Linked DNA regions of Mus musculus: region 2 is linked to region 1. Evidence: chromatin contacts called from ENCODE Hi-C data. All regions are on one chromosome and are shown on one strand. The core of a region is the stretch at or near the end of the contact, and the rest is flanking DNA. Distances in the headings are between cores, read along the strand shown. Region 1 holds the start of Msantd4 (Myb/SANT-like DNA-binding domain containing 4 with coiled-coils). Region 2 holds the start of Dcun1d5 (DCN1, defective in cullin neddylation 1, domain containing 5 (S. cerevisiae)).

Region 1 (6,232 bases), core at 1,591-4,090:
GTTATGGCATTAAGGATTAAAAGTGATAATCCAATGAACCTATGATGACTAAGATACAATAAGCTCACAAGCATCAGCTACCATTGTATGTCTTAGTATAGACCTGCACATAACTATTTCTTTACTGGATGATTAACCCTAATACATGAAGATTATTAGAATAGAAACAAACTATATTGTGTTTCCAGACTCAGAAATCTTTAATAGCATCCAAAAAGATTTTGAGAAGGAAATAACAATTTGGATCATACACAATAGACTGATGAGGGACAGAAATAAAAGATAAACATGCCAGGAATTAAAGTAAGAAAACTGGATTAAGGCCTAATACCAGCCACTCTTTAATGCTGGATTAGTAAAACCCAATAGTTTACTGAAAAATTGTACCGAAAGAGAAAATTATAACAGTAAGAGATCATTTGTTTTTTCAAGTCAAGGAACTTTCCTCCTACATGGAGAAATATATTACTGAAATATATAAGGATAAAAGTCTTCAATAAAATAATGACTGCTGTTAACAATAGAATCTTGTACAGCATACACCATCAGATTTTGCTGCTCTCAAAATTCAAGATCAGTTAACTCACTGGACTGGTCTAACAGCACCACTATATGGCAAAAAATAGGAGGTGTTTTAACCAACCAGGATCTTTGTGTCTTTAACTCCTCAGTAGTTCTTACCAACTGCATAGCCTTCCCTGCCCATCCCCACAGTTCTTTTGTCTATACTTGGAGTTTACAAAGTGGCATCCCTTTGTCTTCAACTGAACTATGCTGAACTAATGAACTATCATTTATAAAATACACTTCACTGCATTTTTAACCTCAATGGACTTGATATTAGAACCCTATGATGATGGCTATCCTTGTTTGTCAACTTGGAATTACACAAAAAATGGAGGGTTCATCTCTGAGTGATTTTTGCTTAATTTCATGTAGGAAAATCTATTTCTAATCCAGATCTTTAAGGTAGAAAGATACACCTTTGATCCAGGTCATTTGAGCTGGAAAAATCCACCTCTAACCTGGGCCGCATCTTCTGGTGAACCCCATGTAGAGACACAGAAGAAGGACACTTATGCTCTTGGCCTGCTTGTTCTCACCTCACTAGTCCATTCCTTCATTATCATTAGAGCCTAATTCTCTGGGATTCCAGATTATGCTAATGACCAGCTGAGACATCCAGCCTCATAAATTGAACTAGACTCTTGGACTCTCCATTTATAGCCAGCCACTGTTGGATTAGCAGCCACTGTTGGATTAGACTGCAGCTGGTAAGTCATTCATATATATGTATGTATATATATATACATATATATACATACACACATACATACATACTTTCTAAAAGTTCTGTTACTCTAGAGGACCCTTATTCTGGTCAGTCTTCACTTAATCCAGAGAAAGACTTTACCTGAAGCCTTGACAGTATTGAGTTAAAGAACATTTGAGCATCAGTGCAGTCAGAGATAAAATCTGTTAGCTGCGTTTACAAAAGCAAAAACTAGCAGATTATGAATATGTCTGTCTTTTTGTACCATTCCTAGTACCTTGATGCTGTGTATGAGAGGTTTGGATTTTCTCTAACAGACTCCCAAATAAGTTCATCAAAGGTATTTACTCAGCTCCTACATTTGGGGCACCATTCCTGGTGCTAGGGATAGAACCGGTCATAAAATGTACAATTACACTATTTTTGATGCCCAACACGTCCCCCTCTTTATTGTTTTCATCCTGTTCTTACAGTAAGGAACTTGACAGTCAGTCACTAAATCTCAGGTCCCAGTGTTCGAACCACAGACAGCAGCTGTTTTCCTGAACTTCCTGACCATTGGGAAAGGAAGAATAAATAACCCTCCAACTTGTGGAGGGCTTCCACAATTATTCTTTACTGTTCAGAAACAGAAATGTTGTGCAGTGCACTCACATAACTACCAATGATGTACTGTAAGATAAAACTAGGTATTTCCTCTGTAACGACTGAATGGACTTTCTAGGTTTTTGTCTAACATAGAACTAAAAGATCTGGAAAAAAAAAACTGGCAATAACATCTAAATTAAAGAAAGAAAGAAAGAAAGAAAGAAAGAAAGAAAGAAAGAAAGAGAGAGAGAGAGAAAGAAAGAAAGGAAAAAAGAAAGGAAGGAAGGAAGGAAGAAAGAAGGGAGGGAAAGAGGGTAGGTTTGGGGGGGGGCGGGGGAGAGAGGGAGTCACTAAGTAGTTAAGAAGAAAAGCATTCCAAATCTACAAACTTCCCTCCACCCCTGTCTCACTCCAATCTTATTTCAAGAGTGACTTCCCTTTCCTCAATATTATTACAGGGTAATTATTTTCCTTCCTTTAAAACTTGAGGTGATAAACACAACTGAAGTTTGCTTAAGGGTCTCCCGCTACGAAGTAACGTTGGGAAGGTGCAGTTGAGGCCTCTGGGACGATGGATCCCACAGCCTGGAGTTTTCGGTGGGGGAGGGGTCAAGGTGGTGCAGCGCCCAACTAGAGTCCAGGCAACTTGGAGGGTTATTATTGCTTTCCGAATGGTCAGCAATAGCCCTACCTAGGTTTCCCTCACTTCTGCAGAGGCCCAGAGCTTCTCCCGAGTCAGGTGACAATTATGAGTGGGACTTTACTCCACAGCCTCGGGATCCTGCGCTCTTCAATGTCAAAACCAAAGCTCACCGAGGCGACACCCCACAGAGACCCACCCTGCCAAGTCTCCTCTGCTCCCTCGAGCTCCCCAGTCCCCGTTGCTCCGCTGCAACCCAACACTCACCTGCGACCCCGGGGCACCTCTGTCGGATCGCCCCTGAGGGTGCTGGAAAAGAGATGCTTCATGGAGTCCCCGCCCACCAACTTCTGCCTGCTCCGATTGGCTGAGATGGCTGTTGCTCATGGGTTGCAGCTAATCCATTTGTCCAGGGGGAATTGCCACTCTGCCTTAGAGCCCGCCTCAGGCCAGGCCTCACAATGGGAATCGAGTCCCAAACCGGTTCCGGGTTAGTGCCCTGGACAACGCCCCGAAGTGATTCGCCTCCCGTTCAGCGCTCACTTTTTGCCACGTGACCCTGTCAATCAAGCGTCCTCTAGCAAAGGATTGGTCCCTAGAGACAGTCTTGCCTCGCTGCTCCGCCCGATGGAGACTGGCCTTTCAATCTCCAAACTCCGCTCCTGTCCTTGATCTTCGATAAGGCCAAGGAAAAATGGAAACCCTTGGGTCCTCCTCTCCTATTCACCTAGCTGCGGTCTCCGTGGACCTCAACCTCTGACGTTGCCTTTGCAGTTTTCAAATCAAAGACTCGTTTTGTACTCTTAACCTAAAATGGAACATTTGGCTTGTGGACGGTTTCTCCAGTGTTCTCCATCTCCTCCCTCTGATCCTTCAGAGCCCTACGGGCTGATGTCTCCTTTGGCATTGTCAGTGAACCTGGTTTCCCACTTCCTCCGTTTCAGGAATGTCCAGTTCTCCCTGAAAATTACTAATACCCATCCTCTCACAGCCCACTCTTCAAATTAGAGTCAAATTGAGACGCCTACAGTTTCTCGGGGGAAATTATTCCTAATATGCAAATTAGGAAATTCTCTTTAGGCTTTTAAAATCCTAATCCTGCTTTTCTCTCAGGCTTTTTTTAACATGGTCTCCCTTTTTGCTTCCCCCAGCTCTCCACTGTTCTTTTGAACTCTTTAGTGTCTTAGGGACTGCCTTTGCCTTGCTGTGTTTCCACCCTGTAAGGCTTTCCCAGGATCAGAATTCATTTTGGAAATTCTTTTTTCTTTTCTTTTCTCTCTTCTCTCTTCTCTTCTCTCTTTCTTTCTTGTTTGTTTGGTTTTTGTTTTTTGTTGTTGTTGTTGTTGTTTTTGTCTTTTTGTTTTGTTTTGTTTTGTTTTTTTGAGACAGGTAGCTCCGGCTGTCCTGGAACTCGCTCTGCAGACCAGGCTGGCCTCGAACTCAGAAATCTGCCTGCCTCTGCTTCCCAAGTGCTGGGATTAAAGGCGTGTGCCACCACTGCCCGAGAAATTATTTTCTAAAGTAACCTTTCCTATGCAGTTACTTCGCAGCTACTTCAATTTATCTCTCCAATATAAGTTTGCCAGATGGGAAGGATGGCAAGCTAAATTTGAATAACAATTTCAGGGTGACATTCCACATTTTTTATTTGTTGACTCTGACAATCATGCTCAAGTGAGATCAACCACAACCTATATTTTCCCCATTATAGCTCTTTTTTTTTTTTTTTTTTTTTGCGTAGCAAAGCTTCTAGCATGTAATAGACATTTTATAAAAAGATGTAAAAGCATGACAAAATGTTGTGTGTATATAACAAGTCTTTATTTTTTCATATAATAGTCTTTTTTAAAATTAGGTATCTTCTTTATTTGAATTTCAAATGTTATCCCCTTTCCTGGTTTCCCCTCTGAAAACTTCCTATCCCTTCCCCCCTGCCCCTGCTCACCAACCCACCCACTCCTACTTCCTGGCTCTGGCATTCCTCTACACTGAGGCATAGAACCTTCACAGGGCCAAGGGCCTCTCCTCCCACTGATGACCAACTAGGCCATCCTCTGCTACATATGCAGCTTGAGTCATGGGTTCCTCCATGTGTACTCTTTCGGTGACGTCCCTGGGAGCTCTGGGGGTACTGGTTGTAACAAATCTTTAATGTTTATTTCTAGAAAAATAATTGCACAAACTATGAAGTATTTATGAACTATGATCTTTGAAGATCAATGAACAGTTTTAAGATTTTTATTATAATTTTGCCTAAAGAGAAAAAAAATGATTTTTGCCATTTTGTAAGAGATACAGACACTTTGGTTTTTGGAATATTTGAAGCAAAATCCCCTTTATGTAGAGCAAGCTATCCAGGAACTTTACAATCCTCCTATTTCAGTAGCACTATAATCACTAGAAACTTCTATTCTGTAGAGCAGGAATAAAAGTCCCAACCCCCAAATTCACTGCAGTGAGTGAATGTTTAGCAGGTTAGCAAATTCTGGATTATCTTTGACATTCATTGCCTTTACTACAGTTCTTTACCAATTTCTATGCAAGTCTTAGCAATTCTATATCTGTAAGTTAAGTTACTTATTTGTACTTTACCCTAGTTCTTTGTTTTTAAGAAGTAAAAGAGACTGTGATCAGCACACAAAATACAGATATTAGCAAGGTCTCACGGTTACCTAGGAAGCTCACCTTTGTCAACTTAACTGTTAACACTTCTTGAGGGAAAGAGACATGATTGATCACATGGTTCTTTGATTTCTCAACCATAGAACTAAATGCTGAATTTTCCCCCTCTAAAAAGACAACACAGAGACACAAAAGTCGGGGAGAAAAGCACTGTGTGTTTTGATCTATCTCCTCAAAGACCTGAACATGTCTTTCTCCTGCTTGGCATATTACCTTGTTTGTTGTAGACCATTTGGCCCCTTCCATATTTATACTGTGAAATCTTAATCCTAGGTGTTTGGAAATGAGGCCTTTGGAGATAAAATTCTGTCCTGAGAGTGAAATCTTCTTAAGTGGGGTTAGGGCTCCTATAAAAGAGGATATAATGTTTTCCTTTTCCCTTTCTACCATATAGGGACCTAGCTAGAAGACAACCATCTACACAATTCCTAAGGCATAGTATCTGCCAGCAGGCTGACCTTGGACTTTCTAGCCTCTGTCATTTTGTTAAATGGATATTGACTGATGAAGCCACCTAGTCTCTGGGAGTGTGTGTTTGTGTGTGTGTAATAGCAAGTTGAATGGAATAAACTACTGTTTATACATACAAGTTCAAGTTACTAAAATCTGAAATTTAAATACAGCTAACAAAATTCAAATTGGGAAATTCTGTAATTAGTTGGTCTTGATAGAATTCTAAGTTTATAAAAAGATAAACTAGAAGAGTATTTTATTATCATACTTTTACATATAGTCTTTTAATTCCTGTTCTCATGGTGTTATCATTAATGACGACTTTCACCCTGTCTATTAGTGATCAACCTGTGATTCCAAGTCTCCAGCTGCACACAGTTGTCTCCCCTGCACTCTGCTCTCTTCTGAAAGACAAGTTCTATCACTTCCAGTAGTGTGCTCTTTTATATTGAACCACTTGATTGATCTAAACTTTTCAAAAGACAAAAAGCATACAGTAAAAGACTCTTTTCATTTTCTTAATTTTTCTCATTCCCAATAATCTGCACCTTGGAAATTCATCACTAGCCTTTTTTCTTTAATGTCTGTATTTTTGC
Region 2 (5,810 bases), core at 21-2,520, 2.8 Mb before region 1:
TATTGTTGTTCCAGGCTGTCTTGTTGTAATGGTAGTATTTGTCACTTTAAGTGTCGACCATTAATACAAAAACAACTCAAAGTGTATGGGAAGAAGCCCACTTCTCAAAGCTAAATCGCAATGACTTTCTGAGGAATGAATCTGTGATGATTGAGTATATGCCACAAAGCGAGTAAAGGGCTCTAACTTACAGTTCTGCTTTGTTTTCTTTTCCCCTAAGAGAACATGGAGCACAATAGCTTGCTAACGCCTAAAAGGAGGTTGAGAGCTACCAGCGTCTTAATGCCAGAAAACAAAAACCACAAGGGCCTTTTCCAATTAAGTGTACGGAACTGGTACAGGTGAAGTGGAGGCATTGGTGCGTCCAGAAGCCTAGGCTCCAGCGATTTAAAAGGCCTCCTGCTGGGATCGTCCAGGTTAGGCCACTTTAAATGCTAACTCGGGAGACCAATTATAGCAAAGGCTTTCTTTCCATCATTCCCAAGGCAGCTGTCAAAACTCTTCAAGCTCTGCTCCTTTTTTCACACTCTGACATTTAACAATGTGGGGACCAAGCCAATTCTGCTCGATTTAGTGTGACACAAGGACGCCGTGAATCTTGGCAGATCCGCGCTCACTTCTCGGTTGGGAAATTTGATGGAGAATGCATACGTACGGTCGTCTGTTTCCTACCCTCTGGGCACGCAGACAACAAAGTGGGACGAATCTCAGAGCTTGTCCAAGTACGACAGAGAGCACGTACAGGCGAACACGCGGTTCGGTCCCGCGCGGAGCGGAGACTGGGCGCCTCACCGACCGCCTCGCCTGAGAGGGCTCGCCCCTCTCCTCCCGGCTAGCGGCCTGTCCGGCCCCGGGGGAAGGAGAGAGCCAGCGGGGTGGGGACAGGCAGTACCTGGGGATTTTACACTTTTTGAGGCCCGCGTCTTCCGCGACCGCCGCTGCCACTCCGGGAGCTTTTCTCTTCTTCTTCACTGGCATCTTCCGCCTTCCCCGGCAAGGTAGACAGGGCGGCCGGGGAGGGGTATCGCGCTCCGCCGCAGGCCCCGCAGCGCCGGCTCCCGCCTGCCGGGGACCGCAGCGGAGGCCCGAGGCGCGACCCCGCCCCGGGTCTCCTCTTTAGGGGCGGTTCCGGGCAGCGCAGCGCTAAGGCCGGCGGTGTCGCGGCTCGGGCTTTTCCAGGAGCAGCGAACGCCGACAGCGCGGCACCTACAGTAGCAGCGAAGAGCAGGCGGCTTAGCCTGACCCGGAAGCGGATGGCTCTGGACCGGAAGTGACGTAGAAAGGAAGCTCGCAGGGCCTGGAGCGGTCTCTCTACTTTGGGATTTTTTGTCTCTGCAGGTGGAGCCTGAATCTCCGGAGATTTTCTGGCGGGTTTCCAGCGGGAAGTCCTTTCTAGAAATCATAAACGCTCCACAGCTGGCGAGCGAAGTAATCTGGTGAGGAGCCATGCGTGAGTGTGCCCACTCCTGACGTGCAACCGCTCCAGTTTTTTCGGGTGTTCTTGGTGGGCCTGAGATCAACTTCTCGCGCTCCTTGTCCTTTTCTCCCTCATGCTCAGGGTCAGTTTATGGCTTCCTCCTGTGCTGAGGCAACGCCTCCATGTTTTACTTCTGAGGAACTCTCCTCTTGGATAAGAGACTGGGAAACGGACTGACTTATTACAGAGGATTTGGGGAACTGTTCTAATGGGCTGCTCTCAAGAAACAGTAATCACGTCACTTCTAATGGAAATACTGCTTATAAGAAAGGTTTGCTAGGTAAAATTATCTCATAGAAGATTCTTAGTGAATGAAGTCCATGTTTGTAACCCAACTGTGACAGAAGACTGTTTCTTTAAATTCTATCCCTGTGGTTCTGTGACTGCATCGTGGGACCCTAATCTAGTCAAGGAGAAAGAAAAAAACCGGTTGTTGTAATGAGTCCTGGATACATAATATGCCCTGGAATTCACAAGTTTCCTGAGAGAGGACACTTCAATGTTTGGTGCATATAGTTAATGTTTTTTTAACAGTGAACATAATGTTCAAACCTATAACCCATTCGACTCTATTATAAACAATGCACGAAACATTGTTTTTACATGAAAATTATAAAATGTAAGCTCTAAAACAGAACTCCCTACAGGAAGTAGACAACTGAAAGATGAAGGGTTTTTTTTTTGTTTGTTTGTTTTATATATGTATTTATTGTGGGGGCACTTGTGTGCCAGTGCTGGGATGACAACTTGAAAGTTCATTTTCTCCATCAATCTTGTCACTCTTGAGGTGGAACTCAGGTTGTGAGACTTGGGAAGGGACATTATGTCTGTGTACAGAAAAGCACCTAGTTATGTGATTTAATTTTTTCTGCTGCTCGTGATAGTTCTTGATTTTCTATATAGTAAATAATGAGAAGCTATGAGGGTGCTGAGTTCTTTGTTATGTGGTCTAATTTTCTTTGACTAAGTCACAAGAAGGAAAGGAAAGGAAGTAGTATTAAAACAAAAGGGTATTCTGGTTTAGATCCTAAGGTACTCATCAACTTTATGAAGAAAAATCTTAAAAATGCATTTTAGCCGTCTGTTAGTAGAGTGGCACAACATAAACAGATTAAGCACACAAGGCTGAAACAGGTCTATTCATTTGACAGTTTGATGATTTGCATATTTCTTAGGTTTAAGGATTGTAGAATGAAGAAATGGAAAACAGAACTTTTAAAATAGTTATATCTGAATTAATGTAGCCAAAAATAGTCCCAGAGATGTGCTAAGTATATATATATATATATATATATATATATATATATATTCATATTCAGTATAGTTTATATTTTTCCTTACAGCTTTAAAAATAGGACTTTTCTACACTTGTCAAAAATAAGCAAGCACTGGAGGCACAAAAGAATTTATGGGTTGCCCATGTGATTGTTGTACTGAATCCATTTGTTTTCCTTTCCAAAAGTTACTGTTGTTTTTTCAAACACTGTAAGTCAAAATTTTATGAGTTATTTCCATAACCATAAACCCAGAGAATTAGTTGTCAAATCAGGACTTTGTTTTTGACATTTCAAGACAGCACTCAGGAACTAATATTGAAGAGCAATACAGAGATACACACTAGGTAACACCTGCTCCTTGTTCTACTCATCCTATAGCAGTGTACTGGACCACAGCCATTGTATTGGCCTTGTGACTGGATTTCTGTGGGGCAGACTGACATTGAGTGTCATCATCACAATGATACCTATGAAATGATAACAGTGAATCCTGTGCTAGTGGTTAAAGGTTCTTTCCTGAATTGATATATCATTCCTGTTCAAGTCCTGAGACTACCTGAAGTCCCTAGTAAAGAAATGTATTATATAGAACCAAGCAGAGAGCAGCACTGCTGCAATATGATATTTTACTGAATTTTGCTCAAGGTGTTGAGAAAAATGTGTTCATAGAACAGATTTAAAGGGACAATAAGGAAAAAACTCAGGAGTGGTGGTATATGACTTCATTCACCCCAGGTTGGACACCAATGACAGATCAAAGACACAGTTCCACCCAAGTCTAGCTTAATGAGCCAAAGGGTTTATTGAAGTCACTTATAGAACATAGGTGACCGAAAGGACTGTTCCACAGCTGCTTTCCTTGTAGGCAAGAGCCACCTCACCCCAGCAGCGTCGGGTTCCCTATGTAGCCTGGGAGAGGCTTGTGAGTGGTAAATTTCCTGGGCTTCCTGGGGCTTGTAACTCTCACTCTTCCTCAGAGGAGGAAGTGTTTCAATTCAGAGGAAAGAACTACATAATAACTGTTTGCTTCTTAAACTGACAATGTGCCAGATGGAAATTTCCAAGTTCAGTTGTAGTTTCTCACAAGTCTACAATTTCTCACCCTTTCCTCTCAATGGCTTCTAAAACAGCTGTGGAGTCTGTCATCCCAGTTCTTGGGAAGTGAAGAAGGGAGACTGAAGCTTAAAGCCAGCCAATGATACTTTGGGAGACCATGTTGTGTTGCTGTGGGTTTTTTGGTTTTTTTTTTTGTTTGTTTGTTTTTTCTTTCAAGGAGGGAGGAGGAAAGCTAACGAGAAACTTACAAGGCAGGTAATCAGAAGACTTCCAGGGGCTGTGTGCAAGTTGTTCAGGAGCTCCAGGGATGCAGCTTATGGAAGCCATCAACAATGCCATTGAGTAACCTTTGTTCCTGCAAGTGACCTGTCATCCACTATTGGTTCACCAAGATGGAGTTGGTTCTTCAGTCTGTTAATCAGTGCTTTATTTGGGTTTATGGATTGTTGTTCACATCTCTTCCAGAAAAGTTACCCATTAGACTGTCTTAAAAATCAACAAAACAAAACAGGAGACTATTTACTACAACCACTGCCACTATTACCACCAAACACATATTGGCTCACAAATTCTATGAATGAACTATACTAATATAATGCAGGAATAATCAGAGAAATGGTTTGGGAATGACAATTTTAATCATTTTAGTTTTCCTAAAAACATAAATTTTATTTCATTTAAAAACGTATACATTATTTATTTGTCTGCCATGGCATATATGTGGAGATCAGAAGGTAGTGTGGGGGAGTTGGTTCTTTCTAACTTTCCTACTATGTGTGTTCTAGGAATTGAACTCAGTTTGGCAGTTTTGGTGGCACCTTTATCTGCTGAGCTATCTCAATGGCCATTAAAAAAAATCTAATGTCATTTTTAAAGTTCCTGTGAACATTAGAAAAAATGAAATTTATAAAACAGTGAAGTACAAGAAGAAAGAGTGGTAAGAATTACATATTTTTGGAAAGATTATAGCTCCTAAAATTCTGAATTTGAGGCTTTGGTTAGAAAGTTAGGGCTTGCACATCAGTTAACCATTGACTCAGAACATTCAGTATGAAACCAAGAGGAGCAGAGCCAGATTGCTTACAGGAATGATAACTGCATTGCAGTAGGTTCAGTGAACGTATTTCCTAATGTTATAAAATCTCAGATTTCTGACTAGATTAAGCATTTCAGTAATGAAAGATGCCAAGCTGATGGCTGAGAAGTGAGCACGGAAACATAGCCTCTTTTCCTTTAAATTTATTCTTAGCTACTTGAATGAGTAAGTTGATAGGGAAACTATCTTGATGTTCAATTTTCATAGCAGTAGGGTGTGATGTCAGACAGTTATTTTATCACATAATCCCCCCCCCCCCAACCTCCACAAAAAAGATGCTAGGCTATGAAGCAGAATGCTCTACTTTGGTTGCATGTTATTCAATGGTAATTATGCATAAATAAAAATGGATTTAGAAATAAAGACCCAAAATAACCACTTTGTGAACCTTTTTATTTGCTAGAGTATAATGAAGCTTTGGCACTTTACATCAGTGACTACGCATTTTAAAAGGGGCATTAAAACTTACATTGTTTTCAAGTAAAAAGTAAGCTAGATCATGCTTGCAGTTAAAAGTAACTGCTGTTGAGGCCTCTCAAAGTATTCAGCATCAGAGAAGGAAAATGAATTAGTATGTTTTGAAATTTCTTTCTAAAAGCCTTAACACACTATATGTTGTTGTTGTTGTGTGTATGTATGTAAAGACATGGAAAAAAAGAATGTGTAGGGGTTAATACACCCTTTCCACTGGGAGTTCCAGGGACTAAACTCTGGTCGTACATTTATGCACCAAGATATCTTACTAGTACAACACTATTTTTGCCATCATACTTCATTATCCTAAAAAGCACAATTAAAATTAAAAATTAACAGTCTTTATCTGGAAAGGTGTTTTGCAGTAAGTCGGTGTATGCACAAGAATTCTTTAAGCCAGCACAATGGAACTTTACACCCAAGACATTGG

What was found. A loop is a pair of places that touch in the nucleus more often than their neighbours do.
Region 2: a map of T-helper 1 cell shows a loop between it and region 1 (7-fold over the local background). The contact joins the promoter of Dcun1d5 here to the promoter of Msantd4 in region 1. A Hi-C loop is called at or near these places in 2 of 37 maps with a recorded cell type or tissue (T-helper 1 cell and heart).

The regions. Positions count from the first base shown.
Region 1 is chr9:4,373,160-4,379,391 of GRCm38, reverse strand. It overlaps Msantd4 (Myb/SANT-like DNA-binding domain containing 4 with coiled-coils), which reads right to left and starts at 2,840. Exons shown (of 3, transcript NM_145609.2): 1 at 2,769-2,840.
Region 2 is chr9:7,179,965-7,185,774 of GRCm38, reverse strand. Dcun1d5 (DCN1, defective in cullin neddylation 1, domain containing 5 (S. cerevisiae)) reads right to left here and starts at 1,270. Exons shown (of 8, transcript NM_029775.3): 1 at 893-1,270. The coding sequence starts at 978.